Linked DNA regions of Homo sapiens: region 1 is linked to region 2. Evidence: chromatin loops called from intact Hi-C (ENCODE). Cell type or tissue: pancreas. All regions are shown on one strand. Links, peaks and the distances in the headings refer to the core of each region. The heading gives the core; the rest is flanking DNA.

The links. Peaks named below come from ENCODE experiments on the same cell type or tissue, not always from the same donor. Only the 100,000 strongest peaks of a DNase experiment are listed, where the experiment ranks them.
Region 1: a loop joins it to region 2, with 2.7 times the contacts of the local background. A loop is called at or near these places in 68 of 110 quality-filtered maps.

Annotation. Positions count from the first base shown.
Region 1 is chr19:19,939,567-19,949,200 of GRCh38, reverse strand. LOC124904665 (a long non-coding RNA gene) reads left to right here and starts at 4,068. Exons shown (of 3, transcript XR_007067170.1): 1 at 4,068-9,466; 2 at 9,539-9,634. It also overlaps the pseudogene BNIP3P12. In pancreas, for the core only: no CTCF peak of the experiment used is centred there; no DNase peak of the experiment used is centred there.
Region 2 is chr19:19,535,460-19,545,061 of GRCh38, reverse strand. YJEFN3 (YjeF N-terminal domain containing 3) reads right to left here. Exons shown (of 7, transcript NM_198537.4): 6 at 9,383-9,533; 7 at 7,481-7,743. The coding sequence ends at 7,538. CILP2 (cartilage intermediate layer protein 2) reads right to left here and starts at 6,797. Exons shown (of 8, transcript NM_153221.2): 1 at 6,649-6,797; 2 at 5,285-5,383; 3 at 4,586-4,858; 4 at 3,816-3,971; 5 at 2,412-2,687; 6 at 2,090-2,198; 7 at 1,657-1,814; 8 at 1-1,381. The coding sequence starts at 6,712. RefSeq lists enhancers at 3,588-3,882, 4,797-5,459 and silencers at 3,714-3,983, 6,552-6,921. In pancreas, for the core only: no CTCF peak of the experiment used is centred there; DNase peaks (open chromatin) are centred at 5,261, 6,721, 7,431, 9,082 and 4 weaker places; H3K4me3 peaks cover 399 bases; H3K27me3 peaks cover 1,430 bases.

The DNA of each region.
Region 1 (9,634 bases), core at 865-8,864, 400 kb before region 2:
AGACTACTGCGGCCTTTTCTGAAGAGGTACGTAATGCCTCTACCCACCCAGAGAAGGTGTCTATAAGAGTAAGAAGAAATTTTGTCTTCTTGACGGGAGGCATGTGGGTGAAGTCTACCTGTCAGTCCTCCTCTGGGAGTGTTCCTCTGAGCTGATGTGTAGGAATAGGAGGAGAGCGGAGGGCCCCTTGGGAGGAAGTAACAGAGCATATATGACAGTTTGAGGTTATGTGTCTTAGTGAGATGAATAGGTGGGGGGAGGAGAAATAAGGGCAAAGGAGTAGGTACAGGAAGTGTGCACCGATATGGAAGGATTGGTGAAGAGATGTTAGAATTTATTTGGTTTGTTCTTGGGGGAGGATGAGCTTTTGACTTTTGATTATCCAGTCCCCTTGAAAGGAGGCTTCTTGCTGTAGTAGCAAAGCCTTCTTGGTGGGGGAGTACCTGGGTTGGATTGCTGGGGTAACAAGGAGGACAGGGGCAGGGGCTGATGAGAGGGAGGCTTCTTTTGCAGCCTCGTTGGCTTTTCTATTCCCTTTTTGATATTTTGTCTCATACTGTTTCACGTCCCTGACAGTATATAACCCCTGCCTAAGTTGGGAGGCATGCAGCCTGGAGGAGCTGGTAAATAAGGGGGCCGTTTTTAACGGGGGTTCCTTTGGCAGTAAGGAATCTCTTTTCTGCCAGATGGTGGTGCGAGAATGAAGAATGTGATCGGTATAATTAGAGTCTGTAAAAATGTTGACCCGTTTGCCTTTTGAGAGGGTTAGGGCCCTAGTGAGAGCTATGAGTTCTGCCTTTTGGGAGGAGGTTCCAGGGGGTAGGGGCTTAGCTTTAACTACTCTGTCAAGCATATCCAGCAATTTTATTGGAATTGACGGACTTGGAGGAGGAGCCATCTATAAATAACTGGTCATCAGGATCAAGAAGAGGTTCCGGGGAGATATTGGGAAAATGATGCAGCAGGTGATCAAGGATTTCAGTACAGGAGTGGATGGGAGAAGAGGAAGACACTGGAGGTAGAGATGCAGGACTGAGGGGAGCATTTTTGGAGAGGCAGAATTCAGGATTCTCAAGAAAAAGAGCATGGAGTAGTTGGATGTGGGAAGGAGAAAAGGTGCTCAGTACTTGGGAGGAGAGAAGATCTTGTAGATTATGTGGGCTATATATGGTGATGTCTTGGCTGAATGTTAGCTTTTTGCTTTCTAAAGCTAGCATGGTGGCTGCTGCTAGGACTCTGAGGCAGGCTGGCCATCCTCAGATGGTGTTGTTTAGTTGTTTAGAAAGGTAAGCTATAGGAGTGAAGGAAGGAGGACTTCCTTTTTGTTGACCGAGGACGCCAAGGGCTATTCCATGGTTTTCAGCTGTGTAGAGGGTGAAAGGCTGAGAGATGTTGGGCAAAGATAGAGCAGAAGCAGTTACAAGAGCTGCCTTTAGTTTGAGGAAGCTGGGGATTATGTTGTGTGAAGGATTTAGGGGCTCATTTGGAGGGCCTTTGGCTGCCTCATAAAGAGGGCAGGCTAGGAGGGCAAAATTAGGGATCTTGCTAGTTCTAAGAAAGAAAGGATTTCTCTTTTGGAGAAGGGTGGACGTAGACTGTCTATCTCCCGTGCTGGGGTCATGGCTTGGGCTCTGAGGGAGAGTTGGACTCCTAAGTTACTGTTGGGGTGGAGAGTTGTGCCTTAGAGGGGGAAACCCTATATTCTTTATCAGCAAGGAAGTTTAGAAGGGCAGTAGTGTGGGTTTGAGAGTCTTTTAGGGAGGGGCTGCAGAGGAGGAGGTCATCCACATACTGAAGGAGCCAGCAAGGGGAGAGGTTTAGCGATGTGAGGTCTTGGGCCAGAGCTTGCCCAAAGAAATGGGGACTATCTCTAAAGCCTTGAGGGAGGACTTTCCAAGTAAGTTGTTGAGACTGGAGGGTTTCAGGGTCAGTCCAGGTGAAAGTAAGAAGATCTCGGGAGTCAGGGTGAAAGGGAATAGCAAAAAAGGCATCTTTCAGATCAATGGCAGTGTAGTAGGTTGTGTTGGAAGGGATAAGGGAAAGGAGTGTATAAGGGTTGGGAACTATTGGGTGGATGGGAAGGACTGCCTGATTGATAGCCTAGAGGTCTTGGACTAGTTGATAGGAGCCATTTGCCTTCTTAACAGGAATTATGGGGGTATTATATGGAGAATGAGTTGGACTGAGAAGGCTGCGCAAAAGGAGTTTGTTTATGATGGGCTGTAAGCCTTTTTGATGAGCTACTGAGATGGGATATTGAGAGATGTTAGGGAATTTGGAGGCGTCTTTTAGCTGGATTTTGATAGGATCGTGGTGTGTAGCTAGGGAAGGGGTAGTAGTATCCCACACTATTGTATTAACCAGAGAAGAGGAGAGTGGATACTGGGGAGAGGGGCCCAGGGCTGGTTCAGTAGCAGAAAGGAGTAGGTGAGAGTCTGGTTGTGGGGAACAGAGGAAGGTAATGGAAGCCTTTAATTTGGTTAGGAGGTTTCTGCCTAGGATGGGGTTAGGGTAACAGGGCATGATAAGAAAAGGGTGTGAGAAAACGGTATGAAATAGGGAACAGGTAAGAGGCTTGGTGGTGCGTGGACTCGAGATGAGTCCATTAACCCCTACAACTGAGACCTGGGAGGGATGAGTTGGTCCTGAGAATTCAGGCATAGTTGAGTAGGTGGCCCCAGTATTGATTTAAAAAAGAGATCGGCTTACCTGCTGCTAGTAGAGTTACCCTGGGCTCTGATGCAGTGAAGGTAGATGGGGCCAGGGGCCCTGGGCCTCGTCAGTCTTCAGTGGCTAGACTAAGGAGCTGTGGGAATGCAAGTGATACTTCACCTTTTGTCTCTCCAAAAGGGTGGTGGTTTTGCAGTACAGGCTTTTCTGTCTGCCTGTTAACAGGACAGTCAGACTTCCAGTGGCCTGTCTGCTGGCAGACTGGGCAAGGGCTTTTTGGCATTCATGGATTAGGGCATGCTCATGCCCAGTGGCCTTCTTTGCTTCACTTTAAAAAAGGCCTGGGAGAGTTAATGCTATTGGGTGTTTTGTGCCCTTGGGTACTATGGCGAGGTTGGCAGATAGCCACTGCTAGAAGCTGGTATTTAGCAAGATCTCTTTAGGCTTTATCTAATTTATTTTGCTCATCCCTGTTATTGAAGACTTTGAAAGCCAGATTAGGGAGGTCTTGTTGGGGGTTTCAGGGCCATCTTCAGCCTTTTTAAGTTTGTGCCAAATATTGGGGGCAGATTGGAAGATAAAATGGGTATGAAGAACAATAGCACCTTCTCAGGAGGCAGGATCAACATGGGTATATTTTTGGAGAGCCTCCATAAGACAGGAAAAAAAATTGGGCAAGGTTTTCATTGATCTTTTGGGAGATTTCTTTGAGCTTTTTAAAGTTTACAGCCTCGTGGGCAGCCTTGTTTAGGCCTGCAATGAGGCAAGTAATCATATGATTATGGGATGCCAGGCTGGGGTCTGTGGGTTGGTACTCCCAAGGAGGCTCCTGCCAGGGTACTGCAGCGGCTCCTATGGGCTTGGTAAAATCTTGCTGATGGAGATCATCAGCACGCGTCGGGGCTGCGAGCCACACTCTTTCCTTCTTTTCCAGAAGGAGGGTAAAAGACAGGATAATATAGAGATCATGCCAAGTGAGTTCATAAGACTGAGTAAGATACGTACATTCTTTGATATAGGTATCAGGATCGGAGGAGAAAAATCCGAGACATTTTTCAACTTGGAAGAGATCGGAAAGGGAGAAGGGGATGTGGACACAGACGATCCCTTTGGCCCCTGCTGCTTCCCAAAGGGGCAACAAGGGAACTGGCTGCTTGGCCTGAGAGTGGGTAAGGGGTGGTGATGGGGAGGACTCAGAGTCAGAAGGAGGGTTGTTGGAGAGAGGGGGAGAAAGAAGTAGAGCCAGAGCGGGGGCATACGGAGGAGGATCATGATGCTCTGGCAGAGGATCATGATGTTGACGGGGAGGGGGAAAATTGGTGGGGTCAAAGGAAGAGGAGTCATCAGCTGGGGCGATGGGGAGGGTAGTAGGGGATGAGTCGTCGGCTGGGGTCGTAGGGAGGGTGGTAGGAGGCAAATCAGGTTTAGAGCAGGCAAGGAGGATTTGGAAAGTAGAACAGGACTGGCAGAGAGAAGGGTGGCTATGGAGAGTGAAGAAAGCCTGAACATAAGGAATCTCAGACCATTTCCCATTGCGGTGGCAAAAGTTGTCTAAGTCTGTAAGCATGTTGAAATCAAAAGTGCCATTTTCGGGTGATTGGGAGCCATTGTCCAATTTGTATTGAGGCCAGGCAGTATTACGGTAGAAAATAAGCCTCTTAGGATGGACCCTTGAATGGAGGCTGAGAGCATTGAGGTTGTGCAAAAGATACCCAAGGGGGGTGGTTTTAGGAGGGGTAGAATGAGAAGCTCCCATGGTAAATAGAGGAGGGGGGTAGAGGAAGAAGAGACTGCCAGTTGACAAGGATGGCAGGTGAGGGCGTCCCCTGTCCCACAAGCCCTGTCCGGAATGTAGGAGGTAGCTGCCTCCTGAAATGGAGAAACCAGAGGACTGGAGGCTGAAGAAAGCCCTTGGCTCAGCGCTGGGTCTTTTGGGAATGCAGAGACAGTCAAGGGTTCCGGGTAAATGGCAAGACTCTCTCTCTTACCCCTTTGGAGGCTCTGAAGGTGAATGAAGTCACCAACAATGGGAGAGTCTAGGAGATCCTTTGGGCCTTCAGCAGGTTTGGGAAGGGGAGGGTGGCTAGCAGGGGGTGGCAGGAGAGGGGGAAAGGCACCTAGGCTCCAGCGCACAATGACCAGCAAGCCTGGGAGGAGGGAGAGTGTGAGAGAGAGAGTGACAGAAAGTCCTCTAGGGACGCCCGGCCAGAGTCTACCTCTTCCCAGGTTTTGACACCAAAATGTAAGGTTGGCCGAGAGAAAGGACAAGTAGACCCAAAGTCAGGCAAGTAAGTTTATTAACCTACCGGGCTGGTCCACAGCAATCAGAAGAGGTAGCCCTGAGCTTACAAAGTGAGGGGTTTATGTGAGATGAGAGGGGCTTAAGGGAGTTAACTTTGCCGCTAGATAGTTTATCAGTTAGGAACAGGCACAAAGGCAGTTTATCAGTTTACCATGAACTTGCAACACCTCATCATGTGACATTTATGGCGGCAGCTAGCTGAAAAACAGGAGTTCACAGGAATGTGTAATTAAGGTTTGTTCATATTTCCTATGACCTCCCCCATGCTGCCCATATGGCTGTAATTAGGGTTTGCATGCTGTACCATGACTGCAAATTCTACTGTGGCACCTAGATAAGGGCTTAGGAATGCAGCTGCAGAGTATTCAGGGTAAGGGTATCTGGACTCATCCTGGGAATTCGGTAGTATTTTTTCCATTTCACCATTATAAATAGAAACTGGGGCTGAAACACTGCTTACATTCCCATTATTGTGAAGGTGTAAATCTACCCATGAGGCCTGCAGGCTCTCCTCCTGCAGCTCAGGCCTCACTCTCTGATGTGACACTAGAGTGCTGCTGTGGCAAATGGGGTTCACATAAAATGTGAGCTGTGCTCTGGGCTGTGCCTCAGTAGCAAATTGTAGAAGTCAACAGAGGACACTAGTAACCAGGAGAAAGCAAGCAGGAGTGCTGTAGCCCAGTGCCAGGGAGTGCAGAGACACTGCTCTAAAATGTAAATAGCCAAATCAAGATAGAACCCTATTCAACCATTTTTGTAGCAGAGTGAAATCTTACCTTCAGCAGGCACCTGGCTTCAAGCTGCTAAGCTACCTCCTGCTATGAAGATGGGAAAAGTTTATTTGTCATTGAATATAAGCAATTAGCATACACAGATGGCCTCTTCAATCTCCAGATGAATTTAGGATGAATTATGTATGACATGGTGCTGGAAATTCTTCTACTTGTGGACTAATTTTGGTGACCATCCTTCTGTCTTTGCAGTCTCTTAAGCAGATTGACTATGATGCATGTCACATTCAAGTTCAATTGTGTAATAAAATGTTTTCTTTCTATCTTATTATTGTGGAGTTTCTCTGAGGCTGGAGAAAATTTTTCTTTTAATTATTGTTTCCAAGCATGGTCTAGAATTAGCAGACATGATATAAACACATAAGGTGAAAACCAGAATTTACTCTAGAGGGGACTTTCCCTCTCAGACTTCCAGTCAACTCACACCTGTGCTACAAAGTGCACACTGTCCCCTAAATATGCAGGCAGAATTGTGTCTCTGCCTATATGGTATCTATAATCCTCTACAGTCACTTCTAGAGAGGTTAGGTCCAGATTTCTACAAACTCCACGGGGCACCAATCAATCATTGTATCTTCATACCTGAAACTGATTCAGACACCACGGGGCCCAAAAACCCAATCAGAGTAACATGTGTGCATTGAGTAGACATGTAGACAGAATCTCCACTTTCCCCTTCCTCCTCTTGCTGAAATGCTCACAAATCTGCAGTTAACACCCGCTGCTACTCCAGCCGTTCAGGTTCTAAATCTGCAGCTCCAAATTTTGAATCCAGGTCTTGAGATTTGGGAAATAAAAAACTTTTATCTGGAAAATGCAAGTCCTTTGGTTATCAAACTCAGAGAGACATTAAAATGCAAGTGTAGTTACGCCTGTCTTCCCCATTTGAAATATGTATTCATCTCTTGAAACTGTACACTATTGCCCCAAGTAGCTATAAACTAATAATGCCACATTGGACACTATATCCCGTACCCTAAACCATAACCATATATATACAATATATATCTCATCAATAATCAGTTATTTCTGTAAATAAATAAAAATTTCTAACAATCAACTTTGTATCAGCCCACTCTCTGTCCCTCTCTTGTTGTCATTACAAATCCTCTTGTAACTGCTGCTAATCAAACTGTAGATTCCAGGCAACTTGAATCTTTGCTCCCAGGTTATAATTCTTAAGTTTGACCAAAATAAAGTGTCTACTTATATTCATGTTGTGTCAGCTTTTTCTCTTTTTTTCATGTAGATTTATCATTTAGAATGTGCTAGAGCAGACTCTATGAGGGGATCTCTCCTTTGATTGTGCTTCACTTTCTGTAACACCAAAGGATGCAAATCCAGGTGGATCCTGCCTAGAATCTGCCAATAAGGTCTGGCCTCTGCCTTGGATTTACAAAACAGGGCCGGACTTTTGATTGAGAATGTACAGAAACAAACAAAAGATATTTTCTGCGTTGTGAAATGTAAACATAGACATAGCCTCCATTTGGGAGTGTGGCTCTTTGAGATTTTTCACATCTTGTTCATTGACCTGCTACAGTTATGTGAGAGGCTCCAGAAGGAAATAGAATCTGAGGGCAGAATCTGTCAGTGTAAATAAGCATCTTAGGAGTAAGAGATCAAGGCCCCAAAGTATCCAGAGCCATGACCACAACTACATTTACCTGTAAAATGTGATACTGGAGTAGAGTATTTTTGTTCTTTCTTTCAAGAGCTAGAAAATCAGAACAGGTGATCCAGGTTCAGGAGCTCCACTAGGGCACTTCCATTTTCTATGTAGAATCAGCCTAAGTCTCCAGCCTGGCTTATTATTGGGCCATCAGCCCCAGATCACTGGGAATCTCTCACAATCACCTAGGTGTCTTTGAGGCATTTGAGGATGTCCAGATGGAGTCTCACTCTGTGTCCCAGGCTGGAGTTCAGTGGCATGATCTCAGCTCACTGCAACCTCTGCTGTCCAGGTTCAAGTGATTCTCCTGACACAGCCTCCCGAGTAGCTGGGATTACTGGCACATGCCACTGCACCTGGCAAATTTTTGTACTTTTAGTAGAGACGAGGTTTCACCATCTCATCAGGCTGGTCCTGTACTCCTGACCTCGTGATCCACCTGCCTCAGCCTCCCAAAGTGCTGGGATTATGGGCGTGAGCCACCACATCCGGCTGTATAATTTCTATTTCTTTCACTTGTTAAGTGTACGATATTTATTTTCCAATAAAATTACCCTAGAAAACCTTAAGGGGTTTGTTTAAATTGCATATTAGTATATAGTATAAAGTTGACAGGGCAGTGGCTAGAAAATATTTAAATTACAGAAACTGTTGGATTTAAGTTTCTTTTAGGACATTTAGAAGAAACAAATCTGGTAGTACCCCAGTGACATAGAGAACAGAATTCTACATAGGGTCCTCACACTGCCCCAGACTTGTTTACATATATTCTTTTTGAAGGCCTTATTTAGGTCTGACCATACCCTGGAGTCTTGCTCTCAGAACTGATTAGTAGAGATCAAGAGTTTTGGCTGGTGAATCCTGCTGCCTTTCTAGAGCTGGTGCTCACAATTTCCTGAAACCCAAAAGCAGATGAATGGGAAAAATAAAGTATGTATTATAGAGTCTTAGCTTTTAAGTTTTCTATTAAAACCAGTGCTTGCAGAGACATTCTATTTAGCAACTTGTTTTCTATTCCTGCAGATCCAGTAATTGCTCCCCAAGTAACAAAAAAGTAAACATAAACAGAATAAAATTTTCTCTAAACTGCATTAAACTCATCCTTTCTATATCTTTTCTATCTGTCTATATTTAGCTTTTATTTCTTACAACTTTTTAAAAAATTTGATGACAGAGAAACAGAAGAATAAAAATGCTGGGCCCTTTATCTAAATCCTGAAAATTCCTAAACCCTTAGTACTAGCTCCCAGGGTATTATGAGAATTAAATCACATAATGTGTTATGCCCAGCACAGTGCTCTGTATCATACTCTTGAGCACATAGTACTTGCTTAATAAACATTGCAGTAGTACATGTGTACATGTTGTTTTTTAAACCCAGACTTATTCAAACATTGCTGCCTTCTGTTTCCTCTATAAACTTAAAGAGCCAGCAAAGAATATAAAACTTTAGGATGGAGATGGGTTGTCCTTATTTGCACGACAAGTATTTGGTTGTGAGAAGGGTGTTAAGTGTAAGGGACCCTGTGCTCTGCCTGCTTTCTCTAATGCTAATAATGAGCCAAGGGGGAGCAACATCAGCATTGACAGGAGACTTGTTTAAAACACTCTTTCATAAACCCTTTTCAAACCTGCAGAATCACCTTACATAATGTGGGACCAAAATTACCAAGTGATTTATACTTGTGCCCTCCCCACAGCTTCTGTTTATTGTTCTGGGTGGAAGGATCCATGTTGTTTTAATGAAGGGCCTCATGTGACTCTAAGGTGAGGCCAGAATCAAGTATGAAGGCTTCAAAATACATTTTCGAGAGTTAAGTTCCACCTTTGCACTAAAGGGTGGTCACAGGGCCTGTTCTGTTTGGGTTTGGTAGGGACAGGTCAGTGTGGTGCATATTTCCATTACTGTAGCAGAAATTGCTGGAGTCTCTGGCAGGGGAGGGCACCTGAGGACAGGAAAGGAGAAGCTTATATTTTTGTCTTCATGGAGCAGCTCATTATTCCTGAATCTATTCTGTTTAAAAGACAGCAGTAAGTGAATTTTTCTTTTTCTGCCAGTTGATGTCATACTAGCAGGTAAATGTGGTACTGACACCTTTAAAGGCATATTCTCCATATGCAGGTGTAACTTGTCCAGAGAATCTCATCTGAGAAGGAATTCCAGAGGAGGAGGAGAAAGAAAAAAATGGCTTTTCTTCA
Region 2 (9,602 bases), core at 1,603-9,602:
AGGTAGGGCTGGGTGACGCCCACGGTGGCCGGGAGTGGGCGGGGCAAGGAAGGGGCCGGCTCCAGCTCCTCGCCGCCCAGGGTGGCGGTGACCAGGGCGGTGTAGGCGTCTGGCCTGTCGGCGTCGCAGAAGGCGGGGAGGCAGGCGCCATTGGGGCCGGTGACCGCGCTGTCAAAGCGGCCCCAGGCACGGGGGTTGGCGGAGAAGCCGGGGGCGGGCTCCAGATTGACCAGCGTGACCACCACGCCCTCCACCTGCTCGCTGGGGGTGAACTTGTCGTTGGCGTAGGCGCGCACCTTCACGAAGCAGCGGCGGCGCTCAGGCACGTCCAGATTGAACAGGCGCCGCTCCCGGATCTCCACGTTGCCCACCAGGAAGACGCGCTCCTCCCGGCGCACCCGGGGGCCCGAGGACCCCTCGCGCCGGAAGCCGCTCTCCTCCTCCCACAAGCCGGTCTCGGGGTTCAGCGACCACAGCTTGAGGGCCTCCACGTGGCCTGGCATGTGGATCTGGCTGGCGGCCACCCGCACGGCCACCGGCCCCACCTGCAGCTGCTCCGCGGAGCCGGGCGCACGGAGGTCCACGGAGAACATGCCGTAGGTGCGCAGTGGAGCCAGCTCGCCGTCGCTGTCCACGAAGCGCAGGTCACTGGGGGCAGACGCCGCCGAGGTGAGGTCTCGGGGGTCCACGAACGTCACCCGGGCCTCCACAGGCCCCGAGTAGGGTTTGCCGTCGGCTCTGCGGAAAGCGCCAGAAGGCAGGACCAGCTCGCCCAGGGGCGCCTCATCTTCCAGCTCGCCCAGGGGGATCGTGTTGCTCTGGCTGGTATGTAAAATGACCGGGGCTTTCTTCCGCATGGCCTTGACCTCGTGGTACACGCCGGCACCTCGAGGATCAAAAGGCAAGACCCGGACAGCGTCCATGAACTCACCGCTGGGGTCCACAAAAGTCACCACCAGCCGCTGGGTGGAGGGCGGCACCTCAATGGTAAAGTCGCCCTGGTAGGCGGTGAAGCCGATGGGCTCCTGGCCCAGCAGAATCCTGGCGAAGCGTAGCGGCTCCCCGGAGTCAGCAGCCACAACACGGCCCCGGACCAGCCCCCGAGGGGGCAGACACTTCTGGCAGCCACACTCTGCCACCACCTTCACTGGGAGGACGTAGCCAGGGCAGTGAATCTCCCTTCTCTCCAGACGGCGCACAGAGCAGCAGCGGGAGCTGGCGTCCCCGCAGCGGGGGCTGGAGCCTGCCAGGCTGGGGCAGCGGGTGTCGGGACAGAGGCCCACATCCAGGTAGGCAGGGCCACTACCTGGCTGACCACAGTCCTCAGGGAGCTTGATCAGGTACTCTCGGGGCCGGGGGTCGCAGGCTGGCTGGCCTGGGGCTGGGGACAAAGAAAACATGCAGGTCAGGGCAGGGAGGAGGACTTCATGGAGGCCAAGGCTGGGGACTCTGTCTGCAGTCAAGGACTCCACCTAAGGGACAGGGGTCTGCCCAGGGTAAGGACTGAAGGTTGGTGCTCAGAGTGGTATGGGGGCTCAGTGGAGGCCTAGGATTGGATCAGTCTGAAGTGGGGGCTCCATTTGGGGTTGAGCTTAGCTACAGTCCGGGTTCCGTTTGGGTGAAGGCTTGCTCGGGGCTGTGGCCAAGGACACTCACCAAGTACAGTGAGCCGGGCAGTGCCCGAGCGCACGGCACCCGCCTCATTCCATGCCTTGCAGTGGTAGATGCCAGCCTGGTCTGGGCGCAGTCCCCGCAGCTCCAGGTGGGCCCCGTACCCATGAGCTCGCCTGTCCAGCAGGGTCCCATTGTGGAACCTGGATGGCAGGTGAGCGACACCATAGGACTCAGTGGGAGGGGCTGTGTTGCCCCCAGTCTGCAGGCTGGGGAGCTGCAGAGAGGCTTTGCCAAAGTCAGCCTCCTCCCCAGCAAGACTGGCCCCATTCAGCCTCCTTGGTAGTCCCTCTCCCACCCAATTCATTCCCCGTTAACGCTTTCCCCACTCTCCAGATGGGAAACCACATAACAACATGAAATTGAATCTAACCCCAAAGCCACAGAAGATGCCCCTGAGCCCGGGGCGGGCGCTCACCAGGAGTATTTCTTGGGCATGGGGGTCCCGGAGGCTTTGCAGCAGAAAGTCACATTCTGGCCAGCCTCTCGCACTCGGGACTCAGGGTGTTTCACCAGGTACGGCTTCTCTGGGGTCAAAGGTGGTAAAGATCAGAGCTTCTCCCACCCACCCTTCCTAGGAGCAACGTCCCCATCCTCTCCTTTCTCCCAGAAATGCCGACTCACTCTGTGCCTTCGCCAATGACTGTGTCACATCTCATTTCTTCCTCTCTTGATCGAGTGCTAGAACTTCCTCCCCAGATCCTCAGCCCCTTCATGCCCCATGTTGCAAGGGTGCTTACCCAACTTATCAAGGATGATGGTGACCACAGAGATGGATCCGTTGGCCTGGGCCTGGGCCTCCCCTGCAGAGAAGCCATCCATCTGGGCCCTGATGTTGGCGCGGCTGTCAGCACAGACACCAGGCACCCGGAAGGTTCCGTGAGCATCGCTGGTGGCCACAGTGCCAGGCTGGTCTCGCAGGGAGACCCTGGCTCCTAGCAGTGGTTGCCCAGATGGGGTGACCACCGAGCCCAGGAGGATGTGGTCCGGGCATTCACAGGTGTCAAGGCTGCACCCTGGGGGGATATGGAGAGGAAGCAGGACAGAGAAACCTTCACACTCCCTCCTGAGGAGGGCTTTCCATTCAATCAGTCACTCAACAAATATGCCTGGGGCCCCCCCATAAGGTGCCTCTCAGAGGCCTCAGCATGGCCCTGCTTGGAGCAGTCCCTAGTGTGAAGGGGAGATGGGCTAAGTGGTCAGGACTGGGCCAGGGCATAGGAACTGGGATCCAGAGACGTAGGGAAGAGGTCCTATAGGAGGGGACAGGAGAGGTAAGTCTCAAAATATGGCACTGCCCTTTCCAGCAGAAGAGAAAATGTCTGGACAGGGGCTGGGGGCCCAGTAAGGGGCTGGATCTTGGGCTGAGAACAACTGCCCCCCTTCCCAATCCTGCGGTTTCTCCATAAAATGGAAAATTCCACTGGAAACTTCAGGGCACAGGCACCGGGAGAGCAGAGCCAGGCGCGATGGGGTGGGGACCCCAACGCCCCATTGGCCACCATGTGCCCCCACCCTGTGACGGGCTCCCCGGAGCAGCCTCCAGGCCGTGTTTGTGGAGCCCAGGCGCTAGCGGAATTTCCAGTCTCCTCCTGGCTTGCCCGGTGTCTGGCCCTGGGAGGGCCTAGGCATCATGTCTGCCAGGCTGTGAGCGGGTGTCTGTGTGGGCGTGGGGGACCGGGGTGGGGGCTGCAAATGCCATGCACGTGTGCACCCTGAGTGCATGAACTGAATTCTGTTTCCCCACGAAGACATCTGTACAGTCTGGAATGCACACAGGGGAAGCACCCCCTCCTATCTGCCCATGTCTGCCTGCACAAGAGCCCCCTGGCATCCACCTGTCCAGATGTGCATAGTTACCAGTGCTCCTTGGGCCCAGGAGGGAAGGAAGGGCTGGTCTCCACCTGGCTCCAGAGTTTGGGTCCTCCAGGCTCCGCCCCCGCACCAGGCCCCGCCCTTCACAGCCCCGTCCACGAGGCCCCGCCCCCAACTAGCTCCTCCCCTCTAGGCATCGCTCAGGAGAAGCACTGCCTCTCTACATCCAGGCACCGCCTCTAACTCCACCCTCTCTCCCAGGCTCAGCCCCTAACCTCCCCTTCCTCCCCTCTGTACAGGTCCCAGCCTCCAGACCCCGCCCCTCCTACCTGGACACCGAGGCCGCACGCACTTCTGCGCCTCCAGAGGACGCCCGGGACACGCATCCCCAGCGGGGCTTGGGCAGTGGCGGCGGCGCAAGCGACGGCCTGGCCCACAGCTCCCCGAGCAGGGACCCCACGGGCCCCACGCGCCCCACGAGGCTTCTGCGGAAGGCAGGGACGGAGATCAGGTGGCCGCCCTCCCCAGGAACTGCGCCTCCGGGTAACCTGGGACTAAAGGACCCTTCTTCCCCAACCCCCTCACATATGTGCATCCAAGGGCGGACACTCCAGAGAGCAGATCTGCCATCGCCCCCACCCATGCTCCCCTAGGCGCGCCTGTCGAAGACATAGTTTAGGTACCGACCCACCTCCCCACCCCCGCATAAGGTCCCGGGGATCAGTCCTGCTTTTCTCCCTGCATCCTGCACGCATTTGGGCTCAAGACACTCCACAGAACTGAGCTCTTACAGATGCTCAAATGAGGGCAGCGGGAGGGAGATGCGTTCCAGGGGGCCGGACATGGGTCCTGACCCGCTGGGCCTCCTGACGGTGCACTTGGGCCCCGCGCTGTTCCCAGCGCCTCTCTTCAAAAGCCCCGCCCTGCCTGGCCCCGCCCCCTGACGTCGTCCTACGCCTAAGGGTCCCCCGGCTCTTCCCAGCCACGCCCACACCCACACGGTCCTGCCCCTCCCAGCCCCACCCACCACGACTCTTCCCGGCGTTCGCCAGCCCCGCCCATTCAAAGCCCCGCCCCCGTCATCCAGCCCCGCCCTCACCTAGTGGGCAGCGGAAGCGCACGTGGTAGTTGGAGCAGCGGCGGCCACGCGGTTGCTCGCGGTTGAGGCACCAGAAGCCGCGCGTGGGGTTCAAGTGCACGCGCTCGCCGACGGCGGACGGCAGGGCCCAGTCCGTGGTGCGCGCTTCCAGCGCCAGCGGTCGCGGGCACACGCGCGCTGGCCCGTAGTAGAAGCGGATGGCAGCCAGGCTCTCGAAGTCGCCGTCGCCTCCGGGGTGGTCCACGTTGAACCAGGACGTCCACTCGCTGGCCTCTGCGGGCACCGCACGCGCTGGGACCAGGGCGGCGGCCTGTAGGCCCCCATGCATGCGTGCAAAGGCCTTACTTGCTGTCTCAGCCCCCTCCCCCGGTGGGCACCGGCTAGCCGAGCGCGCCCACGACCCGAGCCAGCGGCCTGAAACAGGTGCAGGGCAGACTGGGTTCCCCGCGACCCCAGTTCTGCCGCCCAGGGCCTGACCTGGTCCATCCCGGTGCGCTGAGCTCTTGCCTCTGTCTGACCGGCCTCTCACTTAGATCTTGAACTTGGGGCATCACCTCCAGGGGCTGTCATGTCCGGGGACCAGGACGGCGCCGGGCCCTTCGTCTAGTGTGTGCCCTCTCCTCACACGACCCCAGTAGCCCAAGCCCCACCCCCAACAAGCCCGCAGCAGAGACGGGACTCCGAGGCAGGCTAACTCACCTTCCCAGTCCTCCAGGGCTGGTGAGGGCTGGCCGGTGTACACGGACCGTCTTTCCAGGCCCAGTGCAGTCGCCATTGGCTCCTCGGTGGGGGTGGCGTCTGTGGGTGAGGAGTGGGGAGAAGGAAGCACGCTGCTACTGATGGGGACCGCTGGGAGCCTCCTTTTAGGCAAGGTGCAGCCACGATCATCCCCCCCCTTTTTTTTTTTTTTTTTGAGACGGAATCTCCCTCTGTCACCCAGGCTGGAGTGCAGTGGCACGATCTCGGCTCACTGCAGCCTCTGCCTCCTGGGTTCAAGTGATTCTCACACCTCAGCCTCCTGAGTAGCTGGGATTACAGGCACGCTCCACCAGGCCTAGCTAATTTTTATATTTTTAGTAGAGACGGGGTTTCACCATGTTGGCCAGGTTGGTCTCAAACTCCTGACCTCAGGTAGTCCGCCCGCCTCGGCCTCCCAAAGTGCTGGGATTACAGGCGTGAGCCACCGTGCTTGGCCCATGATCCCCATTTTAACAGGAGGGAAAATTGAGGCTCTGAGAGGCCAGAACCCAGCTCTAGCCCCAAGGGCTGCCATACACTCTCCTCCAGCGCGCTGCCCATGACCACCACCAGGCCCCCAAAGCCAGGTACCTCTCTCTGACCTAGCCCTAACCCCCCGGCTGGGGAAGTGCAAGTACCACCCAGTTCCCCTAGGCTAGAGTCTCCCTCCCACTATGTTCAGCTGCCGCGAGATCAATCAAGTTCAGCTGGCTGTGCCTCTGCCCTCAGGCTGGGCTCCCCCTCATCCACTTGGCCTGCTGGAAGCCCCTCCCTTAGTCTGTCTTCCATCCCTGTACTACAGTCCGAGCTGCCGGGAAGTCCTTGGAATCTAGACTGGCTTCTCCAAGATAGGAGCTGTCCAAGATACTCCCAGCAGAGTGATGAGGTCAGACAAGCCCCTTCCTTCTGGGTGCCTCAGTCTCCTCACTTGAGAAGTGGGCCCGTCCCCCGCCCCATTGAGTGTTCCAGGGATGGGCATTTCTTTCTCCAGCGGTTGGAGTGAGTGCGTGTGTGGGAGTTAGGTGGGAGGGGCCAGTTCCGACCCCTTCGGTCCAGGGTGGGAGACCTGGCCGGTGATTCAGAGTCCAAACCCCGGGAGGAACCCTAGGTTCTTATCCACACTCCCGGCTTAGCCAAGGAAGAGAATGGATGAGGCCCGCTCCGCGCCCCAGGTGGTCGCGGGGATCCGACTGGTGAAGGGGACCCAGTCCCCGGGGAAGCGCGTGGGTCCCTGGGTTCTCTCCCCGAGTGCGGCTTCACCCAAGGCCGGCTGCCAGGCCCTCGGGAGCCTCAGGGGCTGGGCGCGGGGGCTGGAGGCGCCTCACCTCGGGCCCCCGCCAGGTGCGCAGCGACGACACAGAGACAGAGCAGTGGCAGCAGCGACGCCATGGCCGGGGCAGAGCGTCCGAGGGAGGGTCCGGGCTCCGCGGCGTGCTCGGGTCCAACTCCGGCGGGTCTGGCGGCCGCTGGGACTGAGAGTGGGGGCGGGATGCGACCGCAGATCCCGCCCTGGCCACGCCCCATTCAGGCCACGCCCCCTGGCCCTGGGTGACGGCGCTCGAGCAACCCCTCTGGGTCGCCCCCCTTGGTGCGTCTGGCTGTGCCTCCGTCCTCAGGCTGTCCTGGGTTCCCCGTGGCCTGCTGGAACTCCCTCCCCGAGCCCACTCAGTCCTCCAAGCTGCATCCCAAGCTGCCTGAGGGAAGTGTCACTTGGAATCCAGCCTCAAGCTGCTCGGACCCGCTTTAGGTGGCTGGAAGTCCTGTCTCGCGTCTCACTTCGATCCTATAGGCTTTAGGCCACCCCAAACAGTCTGGGAGTCCCACCCTGAATCTACCCTCCATTCTTCTGGCTCGAGTTTTCTTTCTTCTTTTTCTTTTAATTTGTAGAGTCGGGATCTTGCTATGTTGCCCAGGCTGGTCCCAAACTCCTGGCCTTAAGCGATCCTCCAGCCTCAGCCTCCCAAAGTGCTGAGATTACAGGCAGGAGCCACCGCCCCCAGCCCTAGCTGAAGTTTTCTAGGCCAGCGGGAAGTCCCACTCCACCGCCCTTCTCATGCTCCCCGCCTTGGATCACCCAGGGACCGTGTGAAGTCCCTCTTCGAGTGTGCCCACCCCCGCAGCGGGCCCGGTGCACAAAGGAGGCGGAGGCGAGGCGGCGGTGGTGGGAGGGCTGTTTATTGGCGAGGGTCCCTGCGGTGTGGCCGCGGGTGGCGGTCACAGTGCCGCGACGCAGTCGGTGCCCGTGTATCCCGGCAGGCGCAGAGCGAACTTGCGGCGCACGTCATCGGGCACGAACCTGCCGGCCACGAAGTGGTGGCGCCCGGAGAAGCGGCCAGCGCAGCGCTTGGGCGCCGCGAGAGACACCAGCACGTCAGGCCGCAGCCCGTCCTCCGAATCGCTGCCGGTCTCTGCGTCCCAGCCTGAGGGAGGAGGGTCCGGGGGGATTGGGAACTGGGAGGGTGGCCTGCCCTCAGCCTAGAGTCCATCCTGTCCCTGCCTCCTCTCCTCTCCCCTCCAACACTGAGCCTCTGCCCTCAGACCAGAGTCCTGCTGCCCCACCCCCACTTCCCCTCCCCCATCAGACCCAGCCTTTTCTCTCTGGCACATGGGTCCTGGTGAGACTTGTCGCCCCCTAGAACTCTGCCTCCGCCCTCAGACAAGTCTCTCCCAGTCCTTGGAGGTGTTTCCCTCCCAATCAGACCAGAGCTTCTGCACTCAGACTTTCTGCTTCTGCTCCTATCCTACTATTCAATCGCCCTCCTCCATCTGACCCAGCCTCTGTCTTCAGTCACCCAGGCTGGAGTGCAATGGTGCAATCTCGGCTCACTGCAACCTCTGCCACACGGGTTCAAGCAATTCTCCTGTCTCAGCCTCCCGAGTAGCTGGGACTACAGGCACACGCCACCATGCCTGGCTAATTTTTGTATATTTAGTAGAGATGGAGTTTCACCATATTGGCCAGGCTGGTCTCGAACTCCTGACCTTGTGATCTGCCCACCTCGGCCTCCCAAAGTGCTAGGATTATGGGTGTGAGCCATTGCGCCCAGCCTGTTTGTTTTTAAGATACAGTCTCTCTCTATTGCCCAGGCTGGAGTGCAGTGGCACGATCTCAGCTCACAGCAACCTCTGCCTCCCGGGTTCAAGCGATTCTCCTGCCTCAGCCTCCCAAGTAACTAGGACTACAGGCGTGCACCACTACACCCAGCAAATGTTTGTATTTTGTAGAGACTGGGTTTCGCCATGTTGGCCAGGCTGGTCTGGAACTCCTGACATCAGGTGACCCGCCCACCTCGACCTCCCAAAGTGCTGGGATTACAGGTGTGACCCCTGCACCCAGCCTCCGTCACCTCTTGAATGAGCCTCCACTTTCAGCCTAGGAGCCTTGCCTTCTCTCCTATCTCTGACTTGATTCTGGGGCCACTCACCAGAAGACACTGGATCCTCCCTCAGACTTTAATCCTTCTCTGACCCTAGCCACCACCCTCAGACTAGAGGTTCCTAACCATCCCCTCTGACCTGACAGAGCCACCCTCTCTGTCCTAGGCTGAGCCTGCAGCCTCCCTACTCAGATCAGACAGCACGCCGCCTCCCTTGGTGCCCCTGCTCTGTGGCACCTGCTGGGATGTCCCTGGGATCCCGAGAGCCAGGGGACATCCCCCGGAGTCCAGCCACCCCCACGGAGGGTCCGGCTGGCCAGCGGCTGTTTGTTCCGTCTGCCTGTCGCCTAATGGTTCCAACAGGCATGGGGCGGCAGCCAGGGCGGGCGCGGCCTTTGCCGAGTGAGCTCACGTCTGCCCAGGCAACTGGGCCAGGGGTGGGCAGAGGGCATGTGGGCTGGGCACTGGGGTGGAGGAAAGAGGAGACCTGGGGTCACCTGGGGTGGCAGCCTCGATCTTCCCCATCAGAGGGATGGGTGTGACCCTTAGCCTCAGCCAAGTGTGGGTCCATCCAAGCTGGGGAGATTGAGGTTCAGACAGGCAGGGGCGACCAGGAGCTGGGGCACAGGGGCCTCCACCCAAGCCCCCCAGGCCCCAATGTGCCCCCCTCTGCCTGGCATGCCTGAGGGGATGTCCAGGCTCACGAGGGGGATGGACAGCAGCTTGAGCGTGGCCAGCGCGCGGGTGCAGGGGCCCCCGACCTCGCCCGGCTCCACGCCGGGGCCCAGTACGGCATCCACCACCAGCCCATAGGCTTCGTTAATGAGCTGCACCTGGGGAAGGCAGGCAGGGTCAGGGTGGCCCAGGGCCACTGCACACCATGTCCCCCTTGCTTGCCACCC